Linked DNA regions of Homo sapiens: region 1 is linked to region 2. Evidence: chromatin loops called from intact Hi-C (ENCODE). Cell type or tissue: breast epithelium. All regions are shown on one strand. Links, peaks and the distances in the headings refer to the core of each region. The heading gives the core; the rest is flanking DNA.

Region 1 (16,334 bases), core at 3,568-11,567, 130 kb after region 2:
TCCTTAATTTAGATTCACTGCCTACCCCTGAGATAGCACAGAAAAGAAACAAATTTGACAAAGACATTGTTCCTGCCCTCAAGGGGCAGAGATAATTTAAATCAAAGAAAAACTTTAGGTTCTTCAAGGCGCTGTCCTGTATGTTGTTCTCTGCCCACCTCATCTCTTCTCTTTCCTTTCCACACTGTGGTTATCTCATTCATTCACAAGACTTAAATCTATAGTTGATGATTTTCCAATGTATGTCTCCCACAGTGACCTCTCTCTGATCTAGATCAATATATCCAGCTGCCTACTTGACATTGCAAGTAGATTGACATTATCTACTTGCAATCTAATGTCTTAAATTGCACCTTGGACATTTCCACCTAGACTTGCTACTCCTCCAGCATGGCTTTTCTCACTGGGAGGCAGGTTCATCCACCAGATGAATGGTCCAAGCCATTCATCTGGGAGTAATCTTTAACACCTACCTCTCCCTCATGTCTACATCCGATAAAATTTCAGGCTCCCAAAGTAGATCTAGATCTAGGTTCCCTCCTCTTCTCCCGACTCCCACTGCCACCACCATCTCTCATGTGGAGATCATATGACCTCCTCTTGGTAGCCCCATTTTTACTTTTGCTTCTCTTTTTAGATAGTAGCCATAGAAGTATTTAAAACCATTATTCAGACCATAGTACTGATTTAAAAGCCTTTAATGATTTATCTTACAGTTGGGAAGAAATTCGAAATGCTTACCACGACCTGCTGGCCCCATGTGATTGGACTTCCTGCCACTCTCTTGCCTCCTCGCACTCCACTCTGCTTCTTCACTGTTTCAGCTATGCTAGCCTCCTTGTAGTTCTTCAGACACCCCATCCTCCTCTGGCCTTGTGGGTTTTGCATCCCCTGTTTTTCAGAGAAGGCCCTTGGCCCATCTCTTCTCTTAGGTAACTGACAACTCACTGATCCATTAAGCCTCAGCTGAAATGTTCATTCCTCTGGAAGGCCTTTCCTGGTCTCCCTTTCTAAACTAGATCCTTCTTTAAAGTACACATTCGAATTTTTTTATCCCTTGTTCCTTTATCGTACTTATAATTTGTATATGTATATGTTTTTGTGCAACTATTTTGTTTAGCATCTCTGCCCTCATTCTTACCCCAACATGTGCACACACATACACACCCAACTCTGTTGTTTACCATTGCATCTCCAGAGCCTAGCATAGAGCTTGGTCCATAGAACACAGTAGGTCTTTGTTGAATTAATATGTTCAAGGCTGTGAGGAAGAGACAAACATGGGCTGGGAGAGTTCAAAGGAGTTGAACCACCTCTGAATGGTGGTTCAGGCAAGGCTTCAAGGAAGATAAAGCATTTGGTGAAAGATTTGAAAATTGGGTGGAATGAAAAAGGCAGAGGGGAGTGGCACTGAAGGAGTGGGTGGAGGGAGGGGCTTTCCAGGTAGCTGGACAACCTGGCTGGAGAAAGCTGGGTGGTGTCTGAGAAACGATGAGTAACCGGGGTGTCTGGAATACAGGGCTTGTGGAGGGAAGAGGGCCAGAAAGGGCCTTACAAAAAGTAGCTTTTGGACCTATTCTTGAATCTCCAGGAGGTGATGATAGCAGGAGGAAGCAGACAAATCCCTAGGCAGATATTTCCCCAGTGAAACCTGACCTCCAAAACAAAGACAGTTTAAAGCTTGAAAGCCAAGCTACTAGTCTCAGATAAATCCACAGACCAGAAAAGAACCTCTCTTCCCATTTGGCACACTTTCCTCTGATTGATTCCCACCCATCACCTATTTTACAAGTACCTATCTTTCCCTAATTGGTTTTTTACACTGTTGTGCCCATCTTTGGGTGGTGCCTTAGTTTTAGCCTTTTTTGCATACTCACAAACCATTCAGCACGCACACCTGCATTCTGAGCCCATAAAAGCCCTGGACTCAGCCACACTTCAGGGGAACCACTCACCTTTGGGTTGGGGAGACTACCCACCTAGAGTCCCCTTTCTGCTAACAGCTGTTCTGTCACTCAATAAAACTCTTCTCCACCCTTCTCACTCTCTGGTTGTCCAAATAATCTCATTCTTCTTGGATATGGTACAAGAACTTGGGACCTGCTGGATGGCAGGTGCCAAAGGAGCTGCTGTAACACTGTAGCCATCCACCAACACTAGGCAGCCACCCTCAGCAATGGGAAGCAGCAGGAGGGCTGGAGCCATGGGGTACCTCCTGCGGTGAGCCCAGATCTGAGTGGGGCCCAGGCAGGGACAATGCAGGCTGCAGAGGTCTCTGTCTGGTGAAGCAGCACCAAGAAAAAAAAAAATCCTGCATCAGTGATAGATGGCCAAGAGGCTTCCCTGAACAAAGTGACTTTTCTCTTCCTGGAGTGTAGGTACCTGGTATATTTCACAAGCATATGTTTCCTTTAATAAGCTCCCACCCATGAGTTAGGGGACAATACACCCAATACTTTTCAACCTCTTCTGCCTCCTGTCCCACCCCTGCCCCAGGCACCTGGCTGGAAGGCTTGAGCCATTCCTATTAGGATTGGAAATGGAATGCTTCTGCTTCTGTCATGTCAATGGTTTAGTCTAGTTCCACATTAGAAAACTTGGGAATGTGGACAATTTATAGGGAAAAAGAAATTAGGACAGAATTCAAATAATTCCTCCATAGGCATTTGACTCATACTTGAATCATGTCCAGGTGTGGACCCTTTTGACTCACTGAGGCCACTAAAAAAATTCTTTCAGCTACACACATGACTTTCTGAGCCTGTGACCCTCTGTTGGAAACACATACAGGCTCCTCTATTCAATAGATTACAGTTTTAGCCTGGCATGGTGGCTCAAACCTATAATCCTAGCACTTTGGGAGGCCGAGGCAGGCAGATCACTTGAGATCAGGAGTTCGAGACCAGCCTGGCCAACATAGTGCAACCCCATCTCTACTAAAAATACAAAAATTAGCTGGGCATGGTGGCACACACCTGTAATCCCAGCTACTCAGGAGGCTGAGACAGGAGAATCGCTTGAACCTGGGAGGCAGACGTTGCAGTGAACTGAGATCATGCTATTGCACTCCAGTCTGGGCAACAGAGCAAGACTCCATATCTCAAAAAACAAAATAAATAAATAAATAGATTACAGTTTTAAAGGGAGTGCTTATCATCCACTCTGTCAGGTGCTTTCCATGAGTTACTTCATTAGTCCTCATACCCACCTCATACTCACTCATCAGGGAAGCAATCAGATTCATCTTCTAGATAAGAAAACTGAAGCTCAAAGAGATTAAGTAATTTGCCCAAGAGGTGAAGGCTGCTTTTGCATTGAGGTCTGTCTGGCCTAAAGCCTATACTTTCAGCAATTCTGCTATGTGACTTTTTCAAAGACAAGATATAGTGACTGGGTTTGGGGGAGCCATTAAGATCACTTAAAAAAAAAGCTTTACTTTAAAATAATTACAAATTCACAGAAAGTTGCAAAAAAAAAAAAAAAGTAGCCTTCATTCAATATCCCCAGTAGTAACATATTGCATAACTACAGCACAGCATCAAAACTAGGGAACTGACATTGGTACAATCCAGAGTTTATTTAGATTTCGCCAGTTTTACTATGAGAGTATTAGGGTTACTTTTAAAGTCAAATGAAGTTGGGAAGGGGCGGGACAAGAATTCACCTTTTGCAAGGTCCTTTGGAGTCCCGACTGCCCTAAATACTTTCACCCAAAGTCCTGGGTTACTTGAAACAGCAGCTCTGAAGAAGGAATGAATCAACAGATATAGAAATGTCCATTTTTGCTGTCATAGGTCGCAGGAAATGCTATATTCTCAAGGGAACTCATAGACTTTGTGTTTTTTAAATAGAGAGTGACCTGGTGAGAGTGCCTGAGTCTGCTTGTCTGGAGGCCTCTCAAATCCCTTGGGGCTACCTGAGGCCTGGCTCAGCCAAAATGCCTCTCTGCCCCCATTGTCTGTCTCCTGGCAGCTGGAGATAAGCGATAAGCCTGAGAGATGAAGCAGGATTGGAGTCTGAATCACTGCTTACCCATCAGGAGGTTTGAGGCTGTGAACCTGTCTGAATCACTGGCAGCCAACCAGGACAGTTTTATCTGGAAAAACTCTCCCCAGGACAGCCCCAGCCTGACTGAGGGAACAATGGCGGGAAATGGAGGCTCAGGCTTGGGTGTTAGGGCCCTGCCACCCACACTGCTTTGCACTGTTATTCCTGGCCAACGCAGAGATTTGCTGTCGCTCAGAGAGACACTGTGGGAAGAAGTGCAAATGAGGCTTGGAAATTAAAAGGAAGTGGTATGATGACAAAGAAAGTGATAGGAGATTGTTTTCCCAGCTTTAGAGATTTAATTATGAAAGATTCTGAGAACAGCCTCCCTGGATGTATAATGGTTGTTATCCCAGTAACTATGACAGTTCCTTGACCACCAGGCCAAATGTTGAAGCCACTTGGGGCTTAATTTTCTTGCCAAGATATTTCACTTCTGGATTTTAGAGATCCTGAAACACATGAGAAATTAGACCTTACAGTTAAGTAGACAAACATACATCACCCTTTGGTGTGGTCTTGGTCTTTGGCCCCTTTCCTTCTGTCATGTAAATCTAGTTACTCATCTTTAACCCTGGGACAGTGGGTGGGGGCAGAAAAAGTGTGATACCTTTCCTTCCCATAGTCAGGGCCATGGCCGATGCTCCTACAACAAAAAACGGGTTAACAAGAGAAAAGCGTGACAGATTTGCTTAATCAAAGTTTTATGTGATACAAGAGGATTCAGAAATGAAGACCCAAAGGCACCGTACTTTGGGGTATCGTGTTCTGAGCCCCGACAGTAGGCAATCTGCTTAGATTGACAGTTTGTTCTTAGTGTGCTCAGATTGGTTTCTAGAAATGACTGGTTGTTTTACCAAATGCTCAAAAGCTCTCAGTTATGGTTGTGTTCCCCCAAAATTCATAGTTGAAGCCCTAAGGTGCAGTGCCTTAGAATGCGACCTTATTTGGAAATAGGGTCAGTGCAGATGTAAGCACTCAAGATCAAGTCGTACTGGAGTAGGGTGGACCCCAATCCAATATGACTAGTATCTTTAGAAAAAGAGGGAATTTGGACACAAACACACACACACACACAAACAGACAGTGTTATGTGAAGATGAAGGCTGAGTGCACGGTGATGCTTCTACAAGCCAAAGAATGTCAAAGACTGCCAGAAAACCACCAGAAGCTAGGAGAGGGGCAACCCTGCTGACACCTTGATCTCAGACTTCTTGACTCCAGAACTGTGAGACAATAAACTTCTGTTGTTGAAACCACCGAGCTTGGTATTTTGTTAGGGACTTAATAGAATATCTTAAAATTTTTGTTTCAGAATCTTTCTCAGAATTGATTGCAAGACCACTGGTCTACTCTCTGTGAAACCCACCTCCTTTTCACTTTTAATATTAAATGGATCTTACCATATTTATCATCCCAAGATTTTTCTTTTCTCAATAATTCCTATAAGCAAGATCAAAACAACAAAAAATCAGTAAAATGTTTGCAAGCAATTGTGCTCAAATTAGTGCCAATTTCCTCTTTCTGAAAAACAAAAGCAAAAACAAAACAGAACTAAAGCCTGGCTGCACCCAACCTTTCTGACTGGCTCTTAGTTCAAATGGATGAGTAAATTGATGATGGCAAAATACTACCATGTTTTCAGCAGACATATTGCACCTGAACTGGGGATAAATGGCTTCTTTTTCTCAGAACTCGGGTGCATGCACAAGGAGGAGTCACACTAGAAACACTGCAGAACAACTGTTGCTGGCAGAAAGAGGACCTGAGAAAATGAAAGAAGCTAAGCCGGATGTGGTGGCTCACATCTGTAATCCCAGCACTTTGGGAGGCCGAGGTGGATAGATCACTTGAAGTCTGGATTTCGAGACCTGCCTGGCCAACATGGTGAAACTCCGTCTCTGCTAAAAATACAAAAATTAGCTGGGTGTGGTGGCACATGCCTGTAATCCCAGCTACTCAGGAGGCTGAGGCAGGAGAACTGCTTGAACCTGGGAGGCAGAGGTTGCAGTGAGCTGAGATCGTGCAATTGTACTCCAGCCTGGGCAAAGAGAGCGAAACTCCGTCTCAAAAAAACAAAAGACAATGAAAGAAGCTGTGTAAATAGGACCCGCAGCCCTGTTGGAGGGAGGGACCCTCTTGATGAATCTAACACAACAGCGCACTTCAGACAGAGACAACTGGGACACTGGGCTCCAGGGAGGCTTAGCAGAAATCTCTGTGACCCATGGGTCACTGGGACCTGGTGCACATGTCTCCCAGTCACAGGGACCTGGAACTTCTGCCCCAGCTCCAAACCCTACTTGCTCTGGAGTACTGGCTACTATAGACATAGGTCAATTAATCTTGATGACACAGTTTCAGAAGCCTCAGAATGTCTTCTCCTGTTTTGAGGTCCCCTTGGGGCCTCCTGTCGGAGTGTAGGCTAGAGCTTGGGCAGTTGGCTGCAAGGCTCAACAGAAGGGAAGGGAAGCGTTCATCAGGTTTCCCTCATCCCTTGCTTGGTCTTTGCAAGAGCCTCTGCCTTCCCTGCCTAAAAGTGGTTTTGTTCTAGGTGGGAGGAGAGAGAGGGTACGAGGTGTGGAGTATAGGCAGGGCAGTTTGCCGGGAGTCTGGGCCTGTATATTCCTACAAGCAGTACCAGGTTTAAAAGATCTGAGTGGGGTCCGGGCGCGGTGGCTCACGCCTGTAATCCCAGCACTTTGGGAGGCCGAGGCGGGCGGATCACGAGGTCAGGAGATCGAGACCATCCCGGCTAAAACGGTGAAACCCCATCTCTACTAAAAATACAAAAAATTAGCCGGGCGTAGTGGCGGGCGCCTGTAGTCCCAGCTACTTGGGAGGCTGAGGCAGGAGAATGGCGTGAACCCGGGAGGCGGAGCTTGCAGTGAGCCGAGATCCCGCCACTGCACTCCAGCCTGGGCGACAGAGCGAGACTCCGTCTCAAAAAAAAAAAAAAAAAAAAAAAGATCTGAGTGGGTTCTTCGAGGAACCAGCCAGAATTGGGCAGCTTCTGGTCCACACTGCAGCTGCCTCGACCCAACTTATCCATACTCTAACCCTCAGCTGACGCATTCTCTAAAGGGTACCCAGAAGGTAGGGAGGAAGAAGCAGATGGGGAGTGTCTGGGGAGCTGCCTGAGGATCCCAGATGCCAGGCACTCACCAAGTGGGGGACTGAGCTCCTTAAATGATGCCACCCCTTTGGGCCATAAATCCACTCACTGATCAAACAGGGCCCACCTTGGGGACATTCAGAAGCCCTTCTCTGTTTTCTTTCCCACCCTCATCACCTCCCCCAGAGTCACCTCAGTCTTCTGCTCCCCCTCTATTGTGCCTGGCCCCAGCTCTGTTTCAGGAAGGCATAGATTGTATCTACAGTTCCTGGGACCTCTAAGAAGAGGCTCTGGTCTTTCATAGTCTTCAGAATATGACATCCTAAAAACAAACCTTTCTCTTGCTAATATCAACTACTTCCTAGCTCAACTTGGATGACTTGTCTTGCCGACAAAGCCTGTTTGTTTAAGCAGCCACAAAAAAACCCAGGAAGAGGTGAGAAGAAAACTGTCCTGCCACAGCAGCATAGCAGAGAAGAAACCATCTGAGTCCAGCTGCACTCTAGGGTGAAGGGGAGAACCTTGCCAGAGGGTCAGGGTGCACACTCTCGCTGAACTTTCCTGGAAGGGGACACAAAGAGTTAAAGAAATGCATTTAAATGAGCACTGTAGCTTGAAACCAAAGCTCCCAGGCCTCTTTCAGAACCTGGAGCCAGGGAAGTGTCTATTGTCAACAAATGCCACCACCGGACCAATAGCAAGCCAGAGTGTGGCTCTGAGAGAGGGGCCTCTGGGTGTCACCAGGCAACAGGCACAAAGGAACCTGGATCAACTGCCCAGCAGATGATGACACTGCTCCACAGCTCCACCCACTGTCCCCCAGCAGCTTCTGCTCCAGCACAGCCAGGTGGGAGAACAACACGCTCCAGATACTCCCAAGATCAAATGACCATCAGTCTTGGGCTGTGGGGGGAAAGCAGGTGGTACAGAAAAGGCTTTATTTGGAAACTTTATTACAGTTTTTTGAAAAGGCTGGGCAGACGGCAAAGGTGAAGATTTGTAAGTAAAAAAGGAAGTGTTGCTGCAAACTAAAGCAAGACGCATATGTCTTTCTTCTGTTCATGTTCTTATAAGTCAAGAGATGGGCACAACCTGGTGGCTTTCCCTAGATGCTGAGTGAGAAGCTCTGGGCAAATTTTCTAAATTACACTGAAGGAGACTGTAAAGTGAAACCTAAGGATGCTTGTTTCTCATTGCCACAAAGTACACTCCCTTCAGGTCACAGAGCCAGAGGAGGGTAAGCAATCACCCATGCAAAGCCTTCTTATCTCAAACTAATGAAAAGTTGAAGAAATCCTTTCATTCCATCAGGCAGTTTTTCACTGAACCTTTACAGCAACGGCAGGGCCTGGGCTAGGTTCTGGGGCTGCAGAGATGAATTGCTCCCTTTCCCCTCAGGAGGTCTGGCCATTCCCAAATGTTCACTGTCTTATCCACCCTATAAGCCAAAGACTCTCAAGTTTATATTCCCAGCCCATTCCATACCCTCCTTTTCCAAAACACCAACCCAATGTATCAAATACTTTTCTATATATCTTCTCATGGGTTTCCACAGGCTCGCCAAGCTCAACATGCCCCAAGCTCAAGGATTCATCTCTCTATCGGCAAACCTGTTCTACTGCATGAGCTTTCCTCTGTGGGGGTCTTAGGGAATAACAGTACCTTTCCCCATTTTGTGGGTTGAATTGAAAGCTAAGAGAGAGGCCTGAAACAGATCCTTCCTTAGTGCCTTCAGAAGGTGCATGACTCTGCTGACACCTTGATTTTAAACTTCTGGCCTCCAGAACTGTGAAACAATAAATGACTGTTGTTCTAAGCCACGAGTGTGGTGTACTTTGTTATGACAGCCCTTGGAAACTAACACACTCCCATTAAACATTGTTCAAGAAAGGAGCCTGAGAGCTTCCACCCAGTCTTCCCCTCCATTGCCACCTCTATCCTTCACCTGCAGCCATAACCAATAAGCCACCAAACCCATCCATTTTACCTGCAGGATACCACTGCCAGTACCCATTTATCTTCATTCCCGCTGTACCCCTATGGAGCAGACCACCATCCCTTCTCATCAGTCTTTCCTAACTGCTGTCCCTGCCTCCAGTAATATCTCCTGCTTGTCTGTTCTTTGAGTTGCAGCCAGAATTATCTTTCAATGTGCGAATCTGAGATGCCATTTCCCTGCTTAAAACTTTTCAGAGGCTCCTCATTGCTCCTAGGAGGAAGTTTAGACTTCTCAAAGGGCTCAAAAGATGCAGAATAATGCAGTCCTTGGTCTCCTCTCTGCCCTCATCTCTTGCCAGACTCTTGACAGTATTATTCTCTGGTAATACTGGGCATCTCTCTCTCCTAAATGTAATGATATGTGAGGAATGTTTTCTCTTGCCACCAGCATTCCCATATGCCGTTCCTTCTGCCTGGGGCGTATTTCCCTGCACTCTTCATCTTCAGAACTGCTACTTCTCACAGTGCTTTGCAATTGCCTCTTGATCTGTTGGCATCCCACCCCAGATCCCAGCTCCTAGGGGAGAGAAGTCTTGTCTATCTTGCTCATGGGGGTATTTGCAGTGCCCAGCACAGTGTCTGGGATAGAATAGGTACCCAAGAATCATTTGTTGATGAACTGACTGATTGACTGACTGACTGAAATATGACTCCTGCCCCCAATGGGTTCAGCCCAGAGAGTAGACAGTAGTGTGGCAAAGCAGTTCAACAGCGCAGAAATAGGACTCAGATTCAGCTTGAGAACATTTCACATAGTTGACGAGCCTTCAAGTTGGGCCTTAAAAATGTGTAAGTGTAATAGGTTCATTGCCTGATGTGCATGGCAAGTCAATACACTGAGACCCTGGGTTGCAGCAGATAAAGAGGTTTACTTGTGAGGCTGCTGGACAAGATGATGGGAAGAAACCTCACATCTGCCTCCTTGAGGAGTTTGGGGCTAGGGTTTTTAAGAGTTTTGGAGTGGGCCGAAGTGTGGTGATTGTTGATCGGTAAGATTGCAGGCTGAAATCATGGAACAAGGAGATAAAGAAACCATATTCTCAGGCTGTTTTTATTCTTCTTTGGGGTCTTTAAACTGGATGATGTCAGCTGTTTCGCTGGAATTCCGGATGTGAAAAACATCTTAAGCAATTCCCAAATAAAAGCCTTAAGATACTAATATCAGAAACCCTATTTTTAGGAACAATAGGAATGCAAATGGTGAGTATCTAGTGTTATCTGGCTTTCAGCTATAAGGAAGTGTGTCAAAGTGCAGCATGATTAATGCTTAATTGTAACTATATTCTGTCCAGTTCTTGTTCATCCTGTGAGGACAGTTTCAGGTGAACAGGAATTGGCCAGAATAGAAAGGGAGCAGGGTGGAGAAGGCCATTTTACGCAAAGAAGATGCTGTGGATAAAGAAACATGTACGTTTGGGGGAATGGTGGGAATATTTTGTGTGCCTAGAGTATGGTCTGCAGAAATTGAGCTAATGTAGCCTGGGATTGAAATGTGAATCCTCCAAGGATTTTTTTTTTTTTTTTCATAAAAACCTCAATTACTTTCCCTCAACGTGAAACAGCATAAAGCAAGTTAGTGATTCCTTTTTATAATCAGGAGAGTGAAGACACACACTGAGTAGAAGCGTTGTTCTGTGATTGTTAGTCTTTTAAGACATAAGAATAATTTGTCTATATCCCCTGCGTAAAATTATTGCTTATCCTTGAGGGCAAGAATTAAACCACCCATTTGCCTTCTCTTTCTGAAGAAAACAAATTTGATTCCTTAACTGTGTTCTTACCAAATCCATTCCCTCACTCTGAAAACTTAATTCCCTGAGATCATTTTAATCTCTCTCTCTCTCTGTCTCTCTCTGTCTCTCTCTCTCTCTTCCTCACCCTGAACCCTATGGTCCAATTGCATGAACCAGAACTGAAGAGGAAACATAAAAGCAAGTGAGTCTTTCCTAAGATTGGTGAGGAGGACCTGTGGGCAGGCAGAGCAGGAAGAGTGATCTATCCCATAGGAATGTCTGCCAAGGTCCAGCAAACCTCGAGAGGAATCCAGGGGCACAGAAGTCACCACGTTGGTTGGAGGCAGGAGAGAACATCATTGGTCAGACAGCTCATCCATCTTGCACAGCAACAGTTAGTCTCAAAAGCCCTCAGAGGAGATAGGCATAGCCACTCCTGGAGGACTGCCGACTTATGTGGTGTGAAGCCTAAGGAGGGTGCACTGCTAAGAAAAGCCTGCACCACGCACCACCCTTGCGTCTATAGTCTGGAGGTGGTTTTGTGGTCAGAACATGGGTGGGCAGGAGCCTAAGCACAGGCACACATGCAACTTAAGCCTGAGGGCCAGCAGCAGCCCAGAGCCACGAAGTCACCCTTTGTGGTATAGGAGTGAGATTCACTCAGAATCAGCATGTTGGTAATGTTGTTGCAGCTCAATCTCACACAAAAGAAATGTTGTGCAAGCCAGCAGGAACAATCAGATTGCCAGGTCACTTTCCTGGAAAGGGGGCATCTGGTTGACTCCACGCATGGGGTAGTGGGTCAGAGAGTGACCCTGAGGGACGAAGCAAGGACAGGGCCCACACAGGTCCCATCTGGGATCACAGCTCTCCACTTAGGTAGCACTGCCAGCTCTGTCTGTTCCAAGCACCAGAAAGGCACTTAGAACATTTTGAGAAAGTGACTCTAATGTGTGTTTGTGGTGACCAGGGGTGGAGGGGCGGGGAGTTCTTCCATAGGTGGACCATAACTTGGAACCTAGGTACAAGGCAATATCACTTCCCGGCAGCAAAGGGCTGGGATGGAGAGCATATGGGGCAGAATCTGTTGAGCAGACCAGAATCAGGGAGAGACCAACTCTGGGGCAGGGCAGGACTTGGAAGAATAAATTGAAGATTAGGGTTATATATGTGTCTATTTCCTGCCCTACGCTGTGAGCTATAAATGGAGAGATCATGCCTTATGTCTTCTCTTAACCCTTTATGTCTTAACAATGCCTGTCTCCATGTGCATGCTGATAAATGAAAGGATAAAAAGATAAATGCCTGAAAAGTCCTGACTTTGCCTATTGAGATTGGCTCAGAATTTGGGACAGGCTTGATTGACCCTGCAGTTAGAACCATCAGCAGAACAACCTGCAAAAGGTAGAGAAAGTAGAAAGAGGAGGCAGATCTGAGAATAAATGTCCCCTTCTCCCACACCCCAGAAACATCTGATCACAGGTTTCACTCCCTCAGTGGTTGTGACTCAGTGTTGCCCTCCTGCCACCACCCTATTTTCTCAATAACAACAGCATTGCTCAGGGGCGACTCTGCCTCCCATCAGGACACAAAAGCTCCTATGTTTCCCATTGCACCCCATCACTGTCACAGCAAGTCACTGATGAACTGTGGAACAATCCAATGGGTCACTCTTGCTTTTTAAAATGGTTCCCTAGCCAGGCGTGGTGGCAGGCCCCTGTAATCCCAGCTACTTGGGAGGCTGAGGCAGGAGAATTGCTTGAACACGGAAGGCAGAGGTTGCAGTGAGCCAAGATCGCGCCACTGCACTCCAATCTGGGTGAAAGAGTGAGACTCCGTCTAAATAAATAAACAAATAAAATTAAAAATAAAAAAATAAATAAAATGGTTCCCAAGTGGGTCCTCCAACCAGCAATAGTAAATTCATCACCCATGTTGAGCCACTCCTGGGATCTATCAATTGCTGTTTGCAGTTACTCAAAATCTCTAGGTTCAAATAATTAACAGCTCCCTTGGAATGCTTACTTTTGCAAAATACTGCATGCTCATTTGAGCATAAAGAGGCTCCCTAGAGGAATATCAAAACTGCTTTTGAAAACTGGATAATTTATGGGTATGTTCATACCCTTCATTAAGCTCTAGGTGACAGCTTGATATGCAATTAACAAAGCAAAGCAAAACCTGGCCTCTGATCTGTTAAAAAGCATGCTGAACAGGCCTATCTCATGGATGGTGACTCTCAGCTGAGAGTGGTTTTTGGGAGGAGAGTGTCATTGGAGAGGAGATGCAGTAAATATGAAGGCAGCTGCTACCAGCTCTGTTGGGAAAATGAGATTTAAAGCCCAAAGCTGGTGTCAGGCTGGGGTGGATATCAGACACTATAGCTGGTTTTCGGGGGAAGCTAATGCCTTACTCTATGAAGTCCTTCTCTGAGTTGTAGGGTTATAGGATTCCTGCTGTGACTGTACCCACCCAGTTTAGTAGTGCCTGCAGGCAGACCTCAGGACAAACTAGCCATAAAGTACTCCCCCGTAGCAGTACTTTGGCCAGTAATCAGCTCTACTTTTATATCAAAATTCCAAACAGTTCTAAAGCTGGGTAGTCCCTGCCATGTTCCTCCAGGCTTCTTTTTACATGTAGAAACGTCTGTGTGTCAACTCCCTCACCCAAAGATAATAAGACTCCCTGGAAATAATATTAATAGTAACAGCTAACATTAATCCTGCTCTCAATAAGTATCAGAAACTATAGTAAGTTGAAACTACACCAAGAAGCTACACTAAATATTTCTGTAATTATAACTTACTCAGCATGTGCCTAGTTCTTTTGGCGGTGCATTACACCATTATTACTCATTCAATCTTTACGTTAAGCCTGTAAGCTAATTCCATTGTTATGCCTATTTTTTTGATGAAGACTCTGAGTCACAAAGAGGTTAAGTGATTGCTTCGGACACATAGCTAATGAGTGGTGGAACCAGGATTTGAACCCCCACAGTAAAACATGTTTTGTAGGGCCTTTAACACTATTCCACATTTTCCTAGTCTTTGCATTCATTGTATCACATATTCTGAACTCTGCCTAATTTTTAGCTCTGTCTTGAACCATCCTCTGCCCTAATCTCTGCATTCTAGCTGTACTGGCTTTTTTATTTCCCAAACCTGCCAGGCTTCCCCCACCATAGGACCTTTTATATACTATATGAGACAGGGATTTAATTTCTTTCTTTTGCATGTGGATATCCATTCATTCAAGCACTATGTGTTGAAAACACTATTCTTCCCTCCACTGCATTATCTTGGTATTCTTCCCAAAAATCAACTGGCCATAAATGTGAAGACTTACTATATTTCTGGACTCTTAATTCTATTCCATTGGTCTATATGTCTATCCTTATGCCAAAATCACACTAACTCAATTACTGTAGCTTTGTGGTAAGTTTAAAATTGGGAAGTATGAGTCTTCCAACTTTGTTCTTCTTTTTCAAGATTGCTTTGTTTATTCTGGAAACTTTGAATTTCCGTAGGGATTTTAGGATTAGCTTATGAATTTCTGTAAATAAGCCAGCTAGAATTTTGATAGAGATTGTGTCCAATCTGTAAATTAATTTGGGGAGTAATATCATTCCAACTTTAAGTCTTCCAATCCATGAACATGAGATGTCTTCTCATTTATTTCAGTCCTCTTTAATTTCTTTCAATAATCTTTAAAGTTTCCAGAGTATATGTTTTATTTATTATTATTGTTATTTTGAGATGGAGTTTCACTCTTCTTGCCCAGGCTGGAGTGCAGTGACGTGATCTCGGCTCACTGCCACCTCTGCCGCCAGGGCTCACGCAATTCTCCTGCCTCAGCCTCCCGAGTATCTGGGATCACAGGCACACATCTCTGCACCCAGAAAAATTTTTTGGTATTTTTAGTAGAGACAGGGTTTCACCACATTGGCCAGGATAGTCTTGAACTCCTGACCTCAGGTGATCCACCCGCCTTGGCCTCCCAAAGTGCTGGGATTATAGGCATGAGCCACCATGCCCAGCCCAGAATATATGTTTTAGACTTCTTTTTCAAAACTTTTCCCAAAGTATGTTATTGTTTTTAATGTTATTATAAGTAGAATTATTTTCTTTATTTTGTTTTCAGATTGCCTATTGTAAGTGTGCAAAAATACAATTGATTGTTGTACATTGATCTGGTATCCTGAAACCTTGCTGAACTTGTTTATTAGTTCTGATAGAGTCTTAGCGAATTCCTTTGGATTTTCTACAAGATCATGCCACCTGCAAATAGAGATAGTTTTACTACTTTTTTCCCCACATGAATGCCTTTTATTTCATTTTCTTGCTATCTCAGGCTGAAAGCACTGTTGTTACACAGAAGTGATGAGAACACTGTTCTTGGTCTTGTTCCTGATCTCAGGGGAAAGCATTCAGTCTTTCACCACAAAGTATAATGCTAGTTGTGAGGTTTTCATGGGTGCCCTTATCAGGTGAGAAAGTTTCTTTCTATTCGTAATTCATTCTTATTATGATGACAGGATGAATTTGTCAAATGCTTTTTCTGCATCTATTTAGATGATCATGTGTGTTTTGTTCTTTATTCTATTGATATCATACTACATTAATTGGCTTTCAGATGTTAAATTTTGCCTTCCTGGGATAAATTTCATTTTGTCATGTTGTATAGTTATTTTTATATGTTGCTAGATTTGGTTTGCAGTATTTTGTTGAGGACTGGCTCTTTTGTTCTTGTTTTTGCTTCTTCTGCCTGGCCTATGTGTTCTTTGTGTGATATGTCTTCTTCAGAACAGTAAGAATCCAAAGACTGAGGTCATAGCTGGGTTGAGAAGCCAGGCAGGTTGGTAGTTGTCAGGAGCACAGCGTATAAGAGGTACTGGAGTAAATACAAAATACAATAGCAGTTAACTCAGATTTCTACAGACTGCTTCTTACCTCAGTTGTTCTCAGATTGTAGTGTGCAAAAAAAAAAATCACCTGTAATACCTATTAAAATAGTGATTCTTGGTCCAACCCCCAGTTTCCAATTCAGGAGGTCTGAATGGAACGCAATATTTGCATTTCTAATAAACTTACAGGTGATGCCAATGTTGATGGTCCATGGATCATACTTTGGTAGCACTCTCTTACATGATTGGCTAATTGTAAGTTGCTTGATTTCCCTCTGGTATACATAGAACCTTCCTAGGGAAGTAAAAATACCTCTCATGTCTTGAAGCAGTGACACCCACTAGCAAGGAGCACACTCATTATCCAGAACTTGGCTTCTAAGTACCATTCTCCAATACAAGGGAATAAATGGCTGACTTTAGGGCTGGAACATAGAAAATGCAAGATGAGCTTGGAGCATCTTGTAATGCCAGAAAGTAAGGAAGTGCAAAAAAAAAAGAAAAAAGAAAAAAAAGATGGGAGCATATCAAAAGAATA
Region 2 (16,334 bases), core at 4,080-12,079:
GGGGAAATTCTGCTTAGCTGTAAAGAGCTCTGGGTAGGAAAAAATGTTTTCCTTCTGAGAAATCATAGCAAGCATCCAATCGTAACTAAAGGATTATACCCACAGCAGGTATAATACCATAGGGTTTGAGTTTAAAAAAATTTTTTGGGGGACAGGGTCTCACTCCATTGCCCAGGCTGGAGTGCAGTGGCATGATAAATGCTCACTGCAACCTCCTCCTCCTGGGCTCAAGCAATCCTCCTACCTCAGGCTCCCGAATAGCTGGGACTACAAGCATGTGCCACCATGCCTGGCTAATTTTTGCATTTTTTCTAGAGACAGGGTTTTGCCATGTTGCCCAGGCTGGTGTTGAGCTCCTGGACTCAAGAGATCTGCGCACCTTGGCCTCCCAAGGTGTTGGGATTACAGGAGTGAGCCACCACACCCAGCGAGGTTCTAATTTATACTACTTGAGTGTGGGGGAGGTCATCCCCAATAATTCAACATAAGAAACAACTTGAGCTGATAACAAGGTTGGCAGAAGCAAATGCAAAAACCTTTTTGAAGAGATACTCTTAACCCAAGCTGCACAGAAATTCCATAAACCTCACCGAACATCAATCCACATATGAAACACAGAAACAATCTCACAGGAAACAGCAGACATAAAAAAATAAGCAAAGCAGCAACCACAAAAGCAGCAGAATTACACCCCCAAGTTAGCAATATTTACTGCAGTGGCTGGACCCGGGTCCGTCTTCAAGGAGCATTCAATCAGACTGGGAAACAATTCATTAACAGTCTAAGGCAATAAAGACAAAACCCAATTTAAGAATGGCCTGGGATCCACAAGGTAATTAGAATATGCTGTTCAGCAATCAGCATGTCATTTTCCTTAGAAAACAATGTTTTACCCAGTAGATCACAAAAGCTTTTGGAATTCACAAGTCAGAACCTGTTGAGGACACTGAGGCACAGTTTCCGGCACAAATTTGTGCTCCATAATCACTGGCTAAATGAATTCATAAATGAATGAATGAGGTAGCTAAATCTGACCCAGGTTCCAGTACTGCAGAACACGAGGCCAAGGAGTGAAGAGGAAGGAGGAGAAACAAATATTATTGTATTTCCAAGGCACAAGCCCAGCTGTCTGGAAAGCTTGTAAATAGATACAGTTTGCATCAGACACTCTTCCACCTGCCCACTGTAGATACTGGAGATTATCTCACTGATCCTAAACCCAGGAGTCACTGAGGCTGTCTACACCTAAATGCCCCCTGCTAGGAATGCCCATCTTCTCAGTGCTGGGATCTTAGCTCCATGTTTTTGGAAAGCAGATAGAGTGAGGATCAGGGTAAGATGCAAGATTTGAACAGCCATTTACCCCTCAGAGATGTCTGCAACTCTAACAGTTGCTTGTTTCCCCAAATGAATCTCTAATTCATGTGACAAAGTGAAATAAGTGTATTCCAGCTATGTGGTCATGATGGACTAGGACTGAAAACCTTTGCCCAGGCTCACCTTCCTGAGGTCCATCCTTGGGGTCTTCATTCATTCACTCATTCCTTCAGCAAAGTTTATGGACTGCCTACTTTTGTTTCAGGCTCTGTCTACCTACTTCTGTTTCAGGCCCTGGAGAGGCAGGAGTGAACAAGACACTATAGCCATGCTCCCATGGAGTTTTCATTCTAGGCAAGTGGACAAATAATAATAAAAGAAAACACATGGACAGGATATATACAGAGTGACACATGCTACTTAAAAGAACAACAAAACAGGGAGAAGTGAGAGGCAGCAGCCTTCCCTTCCTCTCACTAAAAAAAAAAATCAAAGCATGGATTCCTTTTTATTGCTCCTCCCGTGTTTTTTGTTTGTTTGCTTGTTTGTTTTTTTTAGATGGAGTTTCGCTCTTGTTGCCCAGGCTGGAGTGCAATGGTGCGATCTTGGCTCGTTGCAACCTCTGCCTCCTGGGTTCAAGCGATTCTGCTGCCTCAGCCTCCGGAGTAGCTGGGATTACAGGTGCGTACCACAACGCCCGGCTAATTTTTTGTATTTTTAGTAGAGATGGGGTTTCACCATGTTGGCCAGGCTGGTCTCGAACTCCTGACCTCAGGTGATCCACCCACCTCAGCCTCGCAAAGTGCTGGGATTACAGGCTTGAGCCACCGTGCCCAGCTGCTCCTCCCATGTTTTTGTCTTCCCTACCACCTCTGATGAACCCACAGTTTTTTTTTTTTTTTGGTTGGTTGTTTGTTTGAAGCTTCTGTTTTTTTTGAGCTTCCTCTCTTGGTAGCTGAGTCTCTCCACTCAGGGGGGAAAGGAGTGAGTATATGGAGATGTCGAAATATTTGTAGAAATGTCTTAACCTGCAATGATAACTGCCATCACACTATCTGATTCCTTAGTGGTTCACTCACACACACTCCAGCAAAGTTGTTTCTCTATGTGAGTTTTAAGGCTCTGCTTATCAGTGGACTCATCTTTGCCTCCCTATTAATTTCAGCATAGAAAAAGAAGTTTTCCCACAGGTAACCTTTGGAAACAAAGGCAGAGCTTGAGCAGTGATCGAGGCAATGATTAAGCAGTCAGAAATAAAACGTGAGCTTGCATTCACCTCTGCCGGTGGCGGCCTGAGCTTCTTCCTGTAGACTGTTGACAAAGAAACTTGAGAAGGCAAAAAAGCCTTTTCAATAGCAAGAGGACACTGTGAAGTGCAGGGAGGACCATATTATGTTGATGATGGATGAGTGGATCCCTCTCCACTGAATGTGCCAGGCTGGAGCCCATCCATTAGAGAGAGCTTAATCTGCCCAGAGATCTCAGCAGCTCCGGCTGCTGAAAGATAAGCCTCCTCTTCCTGCCTCCTCAGAGGGCTGTTCTCCTGAAGAAGCTACCTGGCGTCTGTGTAGTGTTCAGAAACTGCAGGAGTGATTGCTTCTCCTCCTCTCTGGCTGGCAGCCCTTGGGGTGCGAAGCATGAATCCAACCTGGAGCTATCTTGCTGCAAGCTTCCCTGTTGTCCTGGTCACAAGAGTCCTCAGTTGTTCTCAAAATCGTGGAAGAAAAAGTCTTTTATACTTGAAAACTCATAGTGAGGAGAGCTTAAACTTTCTCCCTGTGCAGAAAAGAAAAAAATGCATCCTATTTTTAAATGGGTTTCCTCATAGAATCTTCTGATGTGTTAATTCCAGGTCTTGGTCTACAGCTTGAAAATAAAAATACCAACAAATCAGTGTCCCTTGTGAAGGACTTCTCTCCATCTATGCCATACCTCTGTCTGTCCCTGTCTCTGTCTCTGTTCTCTCTCTCACATGTCTCCTCCCCACCCACCCTGTGTTTTGTTTTGCTTGTTTTGTTTTGAGACAGGGTCTCTGTCACCCAGGTGTTGTGCATTGGCTCTGTCACAGCTCACTGCAGCCTCAACTTCCTGGGCTGAAGTGATCCTCCTGCCTCAGCCTCCCAAGTAGCTGGGACTACAGGTGTGTGCCACCACACTCAGCTAATTTCTTCTATTTATTATTATTATTTTTTTTGTAAAGACGGGGTCTCACTATGTTGCCTAAGCTGGTTTCAAACTCCTGGGCTCAAGCAATCCTCCCATCTCGGCCTCCCAAAGCGCTGGAACTACAGGCCTGAGCCACTGTGCCTGGCCTCCTCTCTGTGTTGAACTCACTGTATTTCTGCCCATTCAATTCCATGTATTGTCCCCCTCCTCTCTGCTCCCCCCATCCCTGCCCACACTTTCAACATCTCCCACTAGTGCCATCAGCCTCCTAACAAGCATTCATCTCTGTGCTTTTATATGTGTTTTTTTTAAAGTCTATCCTCCTCACTGTCTTGGCTTATTATTATGTTGGTCAGCAGCTCCTTATTACCTACAGTACAGGGTCCAAACATCTTAACATGACATAAGCAACACCTATCTACTCGTTTCTTTCTGCTTCCTGCACATACTCTTCTCACAGCTGAAGCATTCTATTTAAAGGATCTCAAATGCTGAAGTGCAGTCTCCAGTTGTTGCACATGCTATGTCCTTTGCTCTTCTTTCTAGGTGAGCTTCCATTCAACCTTCAAGGCCCAGATTAGAAACTTTGGAACTTTGAGAAACACATTAGGCTTCTGATTGTGTTGCTATTGTAATATTGTATTGCTTATCTATTTCAACATAATGAATTGCATACAAATTTAGTGGCTTAAAACAACAAACATTTATTAGCTCACAGTTTCTGTAGTCAGGAATCTGGGAGTGGTTTAGCTGGTGGTTCTGGCTTACAGTATCCCATGAGGTTGTAAGTGGAATAACAGCAGGAACTGCAGTCATCCAAAGGCTTGACTGGTACTAGAGGATCCACTTCCAAGCTCACTAATGTGGCTTAGCAAGAGACCTCAGTTCCTTGCTTGGCTGTTGACTGGAAGCCTCAGTTCCCTACCAATTGGGACTTTTCTCATGACAGGGCAGTCATCTTCCCCAGAGAGAGTGACCCAAGAGAGAGAGGCAGGAACCACCATGTCTTTCAGGACCTAGATTTGGAAGTGCCATGTCGTCACTTTTACCATATTCGATTGGTCCAACAAACAATGGGGTAGGAGACCACACAGTGTGAATACCAGGAGGCCAGGATCATCACTCAAAATTCATAAGACCCAGGCTTAAATTTTGGTTCCACCACTTATTTGCTGGCTGACCATAGGTAAGTTATTTAACCTCTCTGAGCCCTGATTTCCACATCTGTAAAATCTGAATGATAGGATTGACCTGACAGGGTTGACGTTGAACCTAAAAAGGTGATTTACCTTAAGCACTTGGCATGTAGTGAGCATTTAATAAATGTTAGCAATTATTATGTTGATAACAGTTCACAGACTCCCTGGGCCAGTAGCCCCAGGGGTACTCCTATACAGTCCTGTAATGCTCTTATCTTACATTACTCTCCACCTGGGTACTTACTCTTAGATTCAGAAGTGTTTAGACCTTCAAATATAGGGCCTCTATGTCCATGTCTTTCATGAACTGTTTTTCTTTGCACAATCTCAGGCTTCTCTAACAATATTAAGCTTCAATCCCATTCCTTCAGATCCCAAAGATGTGAATGAGATTGTATTTGCATCCTTAAATTAAAACTCCAAGTTTAGCTTGTTTGTTAACTCCATCCCACATGTGGTCATCTGCTTCAGACCTTGGGGCCTCATCCCCATTGGAATTGTTTTTGTGTCATTTTCGTTCATCAGCTGTGAGTGGTTGCTCCTTGTTAGGGCCTAGGCTCGGTGCCAGGGTTGCCAAGATAAAGAAGACAGGAACATAGCCCTTTAGAACCTTAGTGTTGTTTCATATCATCATTTTTCTATTTTCTCTGGATGTCTTTCTTCTCAATCTTGCTTGAAATGCAGTTTTATTACTAACAACCACCAATTCTTGAGCACTAGCTTCATGTCAGAGTATGTTCATGTCATCCCTCTGCCATTCCTGCAAAGTGGGTATTACCGTTCTCCCCATCCCTTCTCCATCTTGGAAACAGAAGGCTCCTCATTTATTACAGAGGTTTCTGACTCTGGATCTTGAGCCCTTTCCAAAATGACAAGTTGCCAATGTAAATATTTTTTAAATTTAGTTTTATCCCTAGAATGTGATCACCCTACTGCAGATTGGCACATCACTCGCAGTAATGTCCCTGGTCCCTGGGAGACATGCACGCCAGTCTGCCGGTGTTTGTCCAAAGGGTGACAGGGCCCCTTCAGATCTTTGGTTTCCACAGTAACTATGCAGCCAGCCATTCACTCCCGGCTCCAGTCCACTTTCCAACAGAGAAGAAATGAGCATATTAATTGAAACCCTAACCCCTTCAGTTTTCTACTTAGGACTTCAAAGTTACCAGAAAGTCCGCCCAGATCTCATTTGCCCGAATAATTCTTTCGCAGGGTGGTCCCCACCCCCACCCATGTCCACTCCCTGCCTTCCTTTGCTCTACTCTGTGCTCTGGGAGCCTGGCCCCTCTGAAGCATCACCACAGCTTTTTTGCCCTCTGGTTCCCTTTGGGTTCAGACAAAGGGAGGCACTGGCTAGAGATCAAAGGGCAGCAGGAGAAGGAGACTGAAGTATTTCTTCTTTCCTGATTCCTCTCTACTTCCGCACCATGTTTCAGGCGATAGTTGTGTCCCTGGTGGCCATAGCTCCTGCCAGGGTGGGTAGGAGGGAGGTACCTCCTCTGAGTCTCTAGCTCTTACTTGGCCCAGAAACAATCTTTCTTCCCCTTGTCCTTTCATGCCTAGGGGTGCTAATGCCTTCCAGATGATGCAAATTATGCCCTATACTAGGCTATTGTCTCAGTTCCATGAAATTGCAAAATACATTATTGACTGTCATGGTTTTCTCCACACTACTTCTGATCAAGGAATATGTTTCATAGCAAAATAAGTGAGGCAATGGGTCTTACCTACACCCATGGGATCTGCTATCTTAATCTTGTAAGAAGCAGTGGGCCAGACAGAATGGTGGAATGGAACAGCCTGCTGAAGACCTATTCGTGGCACCAGCTGAGAGACAACACTGTGAAAATTTAGGGTGCTGTTTTACAGGATGCAGTATATACTTTGAATCAGCATACGATATATGTTACTGTTGTACCCATAGACAAAATACAGAGGTCAAAGTATCAAGGGGTAAAAGCAGAAATGGCTCCTCTCACTTATTGACGTAATAACATACTTATAGAACTTTGTTCTGATGTCTTGGTGGTCTGAGTACCCAAAGGAAGAATGCTTCCACCAGGGGACACAACCCATTCAATTGAAACATTATGGGCTCCTCAGGCCACTAAATTAAAAGGCAAAGAAGGAAGTTATTCTACCTGCTGGGGTGGTTAGTTTTGATTACCAAGGAGAAATTGGATTGCTGCCATACAAGGAGGGCATGGAGGACTGTCTGGAACCCAGGGGATGCTTAGGGATGCCTATTAGTACCTCCAGGTCCAATAGTAATACTTAATGGAAAAATAGGCAGAACCTGAAAGACCCCAACCCTTTAGAAGTGAAAGCAATGATCATTCTGCCAGGTAAAGAACCCACATCAGCTGATGTCCTGGCAGAGGACAAAGGAAGGAAATGTGGAAAGAGTAGTGGAGGAAAGAAGTTATAAATATCAACTTTGCTGGTGATCAGTTAAAGAAACAAGGACTGTTAAAAACTATGCATGGTTTTTTCCTTACGTGTTATTTACACATGTATTATTACACACATACTCATGTCTTCTCTCTATTTCTTCCTCCTTATGATTTATAATTTATTTACGTATTGGTGGTGGTTAACTTAACTTTAACATATAGTCTTTAGTAGAGTGAAACACCAAAAGCCAAATGAAGAAAGTACGGAGGAAGATGGGAATGATCAACTGTGTTAAAAGTGCTTTCTTCATTTCCACAACTGCTAAGGGGCTCAAGAATCCCCTTACCTGGGAAGCTCCTTTGACATCCTTTGACCAGCAATTTTACTAGCCAGCAAAAGCTACCATTGACTGAGGACTTTCTTAAGTACTTCACAGGCATACTATCATTCAGCAGAACACTCTTTAATTTATCTGTGGGATAGGAATTGTGACTCCAATTTGCACATTCAAGAGCTGAGGTTTACAATATTGAAGACGCACACTCAAGTTTACTATCTGTGGAGCTATTTGATCTAAACCAGGTCTGTATGAGCCAATGTCCTGTTTTTCATTGCCTCATACTTGATTTGTTTCTTATTTTTCACTAAGGTAAATACTACTGATACAAACATCTTATACAAAATTAAAATTTAGCCTCTAGATCACAGAACGTTCAGATGGGACTGTAACTAAATGATCAGGCGAGACTGATATTCATGTCACCCAGAGACAGATACTGTGACTGTCATCTGGAAATGAACACAATTACTTTTGGGATTTTGTGTCTTTTTGTCTTTTTTTCTCTGGGAGAGGTAAGAGTACATTTGTACAAAGGCTAGTTGCATGTTATTAGGCAGAGACGTAAAACCATATTGTTGTATGGAAGTTCAAGTGTGTATAGAAGGGTGTATATGAGTAATGAGGGGCCAAAGGGGTGGACTGGACCAGATGGTCAGTTATGATTTCTCAGCTGCAAGCCCATCCTTCTATGCTCTGTGTTTTGATGCTGGGGCTGGGACTCTATAATCACATCACTCCTTTACCAGCTGGTTCTGTGAATAGGCGCACTAAAGGAAAGGTAGATGGGAGGAAGAGGAAGAGACTTACTTCTTCCAATTTTGGCATGCTGCTCCTGTCAGCATCCTCTAAGCAATAGTTTGTCTCCCTGGTAGTGGTAATTGGTTCCAAGGCAGTTTACGATATGGAAGCAGGCTGCCATCATAGCAAGCAAGTGAGAGAGAAACAGAGGGTGAGGAAGATGGAAGCCAGATTCATTTGCAATCTAATCTCAGAATTGACACCCCATCACTTTTGTTATATTCTACTCCATGCACAAGAGGATTATATGATGGCATGACTGCCAGGAGGCAGAGATTATTGGGAGCTGTCGTAGAGGTCTTCTACCATGTGATGTTAAGTCGGTGTCCCTGACGAATCAATGCATTCTGTTAGATTCTGTTCATATGTTAGTTGGTTTCTGTTTCTGTTTCTTTACTGGATTCGTATACGGTAGTCTGTTGGTGTTTGCTCCCTTTACCCTGCTTTGTAAATACAGTCAAGTCACCATATAACGATGTTTCAGTCAACGACAGACCACATATTCAACAGTGGTCCCATAAGATTATAATACCATTTTTTCTATGATGTTTTTGTATGTTTAGATACACAAATACTTACCATTGTGTTACATCTACCCTACCTGCAGTATTCAATACAGTAACATGCAGTACAGCTTTGCAGCCTAGCAGCAATAGGCTATACCATATGGTCTAGGTGTGTAGTAGGCTATACCATCTAGGTTTGTGTAAGTACACTATATGATGTTTGCACAACAATGATGAAGTTGCCTAATGAAGCATTTCTCAGAACATATCCCTGTCATTAAGGCACACGTGACTGTAATTCCTCCATTAAGAACTTTAAAATTTGAAATGACTGGGATGAATTATTTTAGCTCCTGGGCTGCAGACTGATGACTGAGTGGATAAACTCAGTGGGCTGGTACTGATCTGGGGGTTGCATGGATCCTCTGTACTTGGAAGCAGAAGACCAAGGCTAGCTTAGCTTTGCCACTCACTCGTTCTATGCCCTTGGATGATTCACTTAACCATCTTAAACCCTAGGGTCCTCATCTGGAAACTGGGGAGAATAAAGCCTCACTTTCAGGGTTATGGTGAAGATTAAGTGAAAATTCAAGTGCCTGGAAGAGTGTCGAGCACACAGTTAGCTCTCAAGAAATGGTTGCTATTATTGGTAGAAAATGTATCCTAATGTTCAATCAACCTGATTAAAAATGTCTACTTTGTCTGGGCACGGTGGCTCACGCCTGTAATCCCAGCACTTTGAGAGGCCAAGGCAGGTGGATCGCCTGAGGTCAGGAGTTCGAGACCAGCCTGGCCAACATGGTGAAACCCCGTCTCTACTAAAAATACAAAAATTAGCTGGGCATGGCGGCAGGTGCCTGTAATCTCAGCTACTCAAGACGCTGAGGCAGGAGAATTGCTTGAACTCGGGAGGTGGAGGTTGCAGTGAGCCGAGATCACGCCATTGCACTCCAGACTGGGTGACAGGAGCGAGACTTCGTCTCAAAAAAAAAGTCTATTTCACAGGGTTGTGGGGATTAAATTAGATGATGGGTGCAAAGTGCCTAGTACTGTGGTTAATGGTTGACAAGTGCCCAATAAGTATTAGTATTAAATTGCTTTTTAAAAATTTCAAATAAAATTTGTTTGTAGGCTAGAAAGTACAAGTACACTATATTAAAAAATATTTCTGTTAAAAAGGAATTAACTTGGTATCAAAATTAGGCAAGAACCCATTTTATTTATAACTACATTTAAAATTCTAAAACTGGTCGGGCACAGTGGTTCACACTTGTAATCCCAGCACTTTGGGAGACTGAGGTGGGTAGATCACTAGAGATCAGGAGTTCAAGACCAGCCTGGCCAACATAGTGAAACCCCGTCTCTACTAAAAATACAAAAAATTAGCCGGGCGTGGTGGTGTGCGCCTGTAATCTCAGCTCTTGTGATGCTGAGGCAGGAGAATCGCTTGCACCCAGGAGATGGAGGTTGCAGTGAGCCAAGATCGCACTACTGCACTCCAGCCTGGGTGACAAAGTGAGACTCTGTCAATAAATAAATAAAATTCTAAAACAAAGAGAATCCAATAATCAATTATCTCTCTCCCCCTCTCTCTCCATATGTATCATAACTAACAGATTTATTCCAATAATTCTCATCAAAATTTTTCTTTTGAGATGGTGTCACTCTGTTACCCAGGCTAGAGTGCAGTGGTATGAACATAGTTCACTACAGCCTCAACCTCCTGGCCTCAAGAGATCCTCTTGGCTCAGCCTCCCATGTAGCTGGGACCACAGGTGTGCACCATCACACCTGGCTAATTTTAAAAAAGTTTTTATAGAGATGAGGTTTCACTGTATTGCCCAGGCTGGTCTCGAACTCCTTACCTCAAGCAATCCTCCCTCAGCCTCCCAAAGTGCTGGGATTACAGGCATGAGGCACTGCATCTGGCCTAAAATAAACAAACAAACAAACAAACAGTGATTGATTTAGTAAACATTATCTTTTTCTCTGGAAAACTGAGTTACATGGATTTCACAAGGTTACTGACTTTCAATGTATGGCTAAAATTGGTGGTAGATTAATTTATGGACATGCTAGTAACAAAATAGAATTTAATAATCTGTTTCATCCTCTAAGTATTTCTGACATTTTGTTGTTGTTGCTCATTAGTCCCTGGCTACAAATAACCACAAACTCCCTAGTTAAGATGATGTCAGGACTCTCAGACTAGGGAAAAAAGCCACATTCTGGTTGTAAATGAAAATTTAACGGAGAATAAGATATTTGAAAGAGAAAATCATTGTTTTGAGAAAGGAACAAAGAAGCCAGACAAGGTATAAACTTTACCAAATGTTCAAAAAATTCATTTAATATCGGGCTTTATAATTCATGAAGTTTCTTTTCTTTTGGCTGCCAACTTATCTAATTACAATTCTAGATTGACAGCAAAAATATTTAATATTCTCTGAGGAAATACCCAACTCAGGTGAGACAAGGACAGAGCAATGAAATGGAAGAAAACTGTGAGAAACCAGGGAGACTGTATTAGTCCGTTTTCACACTGCTATAAAGGACTACCTGAGGGCCAGGCATGTTGGCTCACGCCTGTAATCTCAGTACTTTGGGAGGCCGAGGCGGGTGGACCAGCTGAGATCAGGAGTTGGAGACGAGCCTGGCCAACCTGGTGAAATCCCATCTCTACTAAAAATACAAAAATTAGCTGGGCATAGTGTCGGGCGCCTGTAATCCCAGCTACTCGGGAGGCTGAGGCAGGAGAATCACTTGAACTCGGGAGGCGGCGGTTGCACTGAGCCGGGATCACGCCATTGCACTCCAGCCTGGGAAACAGATGAGACTCCGTCTCCAAAAAAAAAAAAAAAAAAAAAGAACTACCCGAGACGGAGTAGTTTATAAAGAAAGGAGGTTTAATTAACTCACCGTTCCGCATGGCTGGGGAGGCCTCAGGAAACTGCAGAGGGTGAGAGGGAAGCAAGCAGTTTCTTCACAATGCAGCAGGAGAGAGAGAGAGAGTGAGGTAGGAAGTGCCACACTTTTAAGCCGTCAGATCTCGTGAGAACTCACTCATCATCACGAGAACAGCATGGGGCAAACCGCACCACGATTGAGTCACCTCCCACCAGGTCCCTCCCTAACATGTGGGGATTATAATTCAAGATAACATTTGGGTAGGGACGCAGAGCCAAACCATATCAGAGACAATCCACGAGGGCCATGAGGTCGGCTCAGCCCTGATGTACTCTGGAAATCCTGGAATCAATGTGCCCATAGAGGGATGTGTGACAGGGAGGAGGGATCCTAGAGGGTCATGATATGACCTGGAGGCAATGAGATCAAATTCCTGGTCCTGCTAAGCCCCCAAATCGTAAGAGTTTACATGCTTTCAGGTATTTCTGGACTGTGCTTTTTAACGTCTCAAAACCTTTTTACATACATCACCTCATTTGAGCCTGATACAGACTAGTGAGCTAGGTGAGGGCTGGTTCTTCTCTATCTAGGTGAGGAAAGTGACAATCGGGAAGAGAAAGGACAAAAACCACTGCATGTTAATGGAAATAAATGACAAGGAGAAACAAAACAAAGGCAAGGACTCCATGGTGATGAAAGAAAGGCACATTGCCCAGGAAGGGAAGTGGAGGCCATGGCCCCACTTCTGCTCCTGACCCCAACCAGGAGACCACCAAGTTGAACCCAAGGGTGTGGCTGAAGATGTGCCTGGTCTTCTAAGATGTTTGCTGTCCAACTGCTGGTGTTGAACCTCCACTCCTCCTAGTTCCTTAATCATGTAGATAAGTCTATTTACATCCTCCACTAATACCAACTTTTACAGTGGAACGGGGTAAAGCCCTAAAAAGTATTTGTTACTGTAATGTACCATATAGTGGTAATTATTATTATAAGAAAGTAACTTGTAAACTGCCAAGTGCTATACAAATGTCCATTATCATTATTATGATGATGATTAGATAATGATCATGTTGGTTTTTCTCCAACCCAAGGAGTGCTCATTCAGTCCCATCTTTTCTTCTTCAATTTCAGTAGCTTCCCTATCCAAAGCCAAACAAATTTTAGTGTTCTTAATACCCTCAGTATGGTAGCTTGTTAATGTCTCTTAAAAGCTCAAATAATTTATGCTTACTTTTTAAACTTTCTTCTTATAACACAGCTTCCCCTCCCTTCCCTCCCTGTCCCCCAAAGCCAGAAACTCTAGTGGGCTAGAGAAATCTCCAACTGGCAGAGCTTTTAGAAATAGAGTTAGGCGACGGGGTGTGGTGGCTCACGCCTGTAATCCCAGCACTGTGGGGGGCCAAACCGGGGGGGGGCGGGTGTGGATCACTTGAGGTCAGGAGTTCAAGACTAGCCTGGCCAACATCGTGAAACCCTGTCTCTACTAAAAATATAAAAATTAGCCGGGTGTGGTGGTGTGTACCTGTAGTTCCAGCTACTCAGGAGGCTGAGGCAGGAGAATCGCTTGAACCCGGGAAGCGGCGGTTGCAGTGAGCCGAGATTGCACCGCTGCACTCCAGCCTAGGCGACAGAATGAGACTTCGTCTCAAAAAAAAAAAAAAAAATAGAAACAGAGTTAGCCTCACAGAGTCACAGAAGTGGAAGGACATGGAAGTGAACAGATGACAGTACTCAGACCCACAGTGATCACAGTGGTCACTTCCCCAGGATCACAGTGGGGCAGCTGCAGTCATGAGTGAAAGTCAGCACTTCCAGCACCCGGCCTAGCGCTCTTTGCACTGAGCAGGGCTCTCTGATGTGATTTTCCTTTGCCTCCAATGTCAAAATCCCAGGCTTCTGAGATTTTATTCTTGTTCATAGTTTCCCCAGTATGGTTCCACATAGGGGGTTGATCATAATCCTGAAAGACCCATCCCAAATATTGAAATCCTGAAAGATCAAAATCCCAAAAATATAATTCTGGAAAAAATAAGAAGAAATTATCTTTAAAACATTTATTTACATTTTTAAGGGAGATTTATTTGAGAACCATATAAAAACTGACAGAGCACTTCAGAGGCCAATTTACACAATAAAATTGGCAATAATAACATATATATCTTTGCAAACATAAGCACTCAGCTATTCTAACAACAGTCACATGATTACAACAATTACAAGCAGATGAACTGTATTCATAAGGCAATATGCCAAAAACAAAGTGTATAAACATGTATCATGATGGTTGGTAGTTGTGTGTACCTAGCTTTATAACTCCAGTCATCCGAAATACTGTGATGGACAACCTGTCTTTTGACAAGATCAATCAAAAACCTCTATAGGTCACCACTGCATATGCAGTGGCCCAAAAAGGCAAGATCTCAAGAAATTTTGGTCTTTCACAAATGCAGATACACAAAAAGGAAATCTGTTCATTTATTGAGGAAGTTTCAATGTTTTTATATTGAGAACCACAGCAGACAATGGTGTTACTCTCTGAGGCCAAAAGCCTCAGGACCCAGATGGCCGCTGCTGTTAAGTACTGGAGTGCAAAGGCTGGTGAGCCTGGAGTTCTGATGTCCAAGGCAGCAGAAGAAAAGTCTGTCCCAGCTCTCAGAGAGAGACCAGTTGGCCTTCTATATTTGTTATCTCCAGATTGTTGGCCAATTGAATGGTGTCCACCAATATCAAGGGCAGATCTTCCTCACCGAGTCTACTCAGTCCTCTGGAAACACCCTCACACACACCCAAAATAATGCTTTACCAGGGTTTCAGGCATTCCTTAATCAGTCAAGTTGACATCTCAAATTAAGTCAATAAATCCATCCCTGTCAACTTGGCACTATATGCATCTCCTTAAACCATACTTAATTTCCAAATAAAGACCACAACAAGGTAACAGTTTCACCTAACATGATGCAACTATCCTATGATTGTGATTTTCAGGATTTTAGATGTTAAGGATTTAGTCTTTAGAAATTTTGATCTTTCAGGATTTCAACCTCGGGGATGATGGCATTCAGGAATGTGTCTTTTGGGATCATAATCCAAACTCTCTATAAGTGTGTTTCCCAGTGGCCCTTCTTGGGACACTCTCATGGATAGAAGTCACCTGGGAATCTGCCAGGCCTTAAGAACAGGGGCTAGTGAGAAACCAAGGATGCACACAGTATGAATGAATAATCCTAAAATGTCTCTCTTGAGGTTGTTGGAAATGTCATAGTCTAGCCATGGAATCCTGAAAATTTGCCTGCTTTGAGTTATGTCTAGAGTGGACAGTCTCAACTGCAGTGATATTCTCAGAGCCACTTGGAGGTCTTTTTGAAAATACTGATTCCAGGGCCTCACTCTGAACTGCCTGAATCCAAAGCTCTGGGGGAGAAACCCTGGCAGTGGTAGGGTTGAAAAGCTCCCAGGTGATTCTAGGGTGCAGCCAGGGCTGAGAATTGGAGCTTCAGAATCTAGAGATCATATTAAGTTCTCTACAGAGATCTGGTGTCTTTGATCTGTTAATTTCAAAGTCTACAAATCCACTGCTATTCATTCTTGGGAATGACCTCCTTTTCTTAAGCTCAAATAAACCCACAGTCTGCTCCAATGGAAGAGTTTCACCTGCTCAGCCTGCCAGGTCCACCCTCAGCATCCATCCCTTAGACAGATGCCCTTTGTCTCCTGGTGAAGCCCATCATTCATATGCTGGCTTCCCCCCAGCCCCAAATACCCCATCTCTAAATGAACCCCAAATGTGCCTCCTTGGTTTCTACACTAAAAGAGTCCTCACTAGACAACTGAATATGGTAGATGTTCATCAGATGAGGACATGAGACAAATACACCTCACATCTACTGAATCCTTAATTTGCCCCAATTTCCATTGAACTGTTTATTCATTCATTCATTACGTATTTAAGGAACACCTTTTGTAACCAGATTCAGCTTCTTCCCTTCTGAATATCTTGAATAATCCCACATGAGGACCAATATCTTTGCAACCATCAGACAAGTCACCATGCAACTTCTGGTACTGTCTAACATCCAGCTAAGGATTATGCCTGATGAACACATCTGCAAAGCAGCAGCTTTCCATGCCTGCTAACTTGCTACCCTCTCTCCTTTCCTGGTGTCTCTCTCTTCAGAGAGAGAACACTGATGATTTCTCACTGCTTGTTTATGCTTTGACAGAAAGCCCTCGTGATACCTAGAAAGCCTAGATACTAGCAAGTGAACTGGTTCTTCCTAAACAAGATATCCTGGAAGGCCTTATTCACAAATTTAAGTGTGTCAACATTGATCTGAGAAAGAAGGCAGGTATGCTGCCCCAGTACATTCCATACAGAAGTGTGCTGTTCATTTCAGAGCCTGACATTCTCACCTGTTCTGATTCATGAATCACTTCCCAATAGACAGTGGTTAACTCCCTAACTTCCCATTTCTTCAGATATAAAGTATGAATGCAAACTCAACTTTAAGCAACAGAATCTGCCAACAGATTCTAGTGTACAAACTTTATAGCCAGACTCCCTGGTGCACCTGTCCTTCTCCTGGGAAACCTCTAGAACTGCCCCAGGCACAGGCCTGAAGAAATGTGAAATAAGTGGTGTGTGGATTGCCACTTTCCCCCTTGGCAAGCTTTGGCAAGACATCCTTTTGTCTTTCCCTGTCAACCTGG

The links. Peaks named below come from ENCODE experiments on the same cell type or tissue, not always from the same donor. Only the 100,000 strongest peaks of a DNase experiment are listed, where the experiment ranks them.
Region 1: it touches region 2 in a loop (3.0-fold over the local background); 3 of 110 quality-filtered maps call a loop at or near these places.

The regions. Positions count from the first base shown.
Region 1 is chr11:13,107,122-13,123,455 of GRCh38, forward strand. LOC105376558 (a long non-coding RNA gene) reads right to left here and starts at 5,860. Exons shown (of 3, transcript XR_931043.1): 1 at 5,451-5,860; 2 at 4,658-4,693; 3 at 4,382-4,499. LOC124902635 (a long non-coding RNA gene) reads left to right here and starts at 7,954. Exons shown (of 2, transcript XR_007062599.1): 1 at 7,954-8,399; 2 at 8,718-8,978. RefSeq lists enhancers at 4,109-4,609, 13,479-14,096. In breast epithelium, for the core only: no CTCF peak of the experiment used is centred there; a DNase peak (open chromatin) is centred at 7,930; H3K27ac peaks cover 978 bases.
Region 2 is chr11:12,977,817-12,994,150 of GRCh38, forward strand. It overlaps LINC00958 (long intergenic non-protein coding RNA 958), which reads right to left and starts at 11,732. Exons shown (of 2, transcript NR_038904.1): 1 at 11,640-11,732; 2 at 1,718-3,183. It overlaps RASSF10-DT (RASSF10 divergent transcript), which reads right to left. Exons shown (of 4, transcript NR_187419.1): 4 at 13,685-16,334. In breast epithelium, for the core only: no CTCF peak of the experiment used is centred there; no DNase peak of the experiment used is centred there.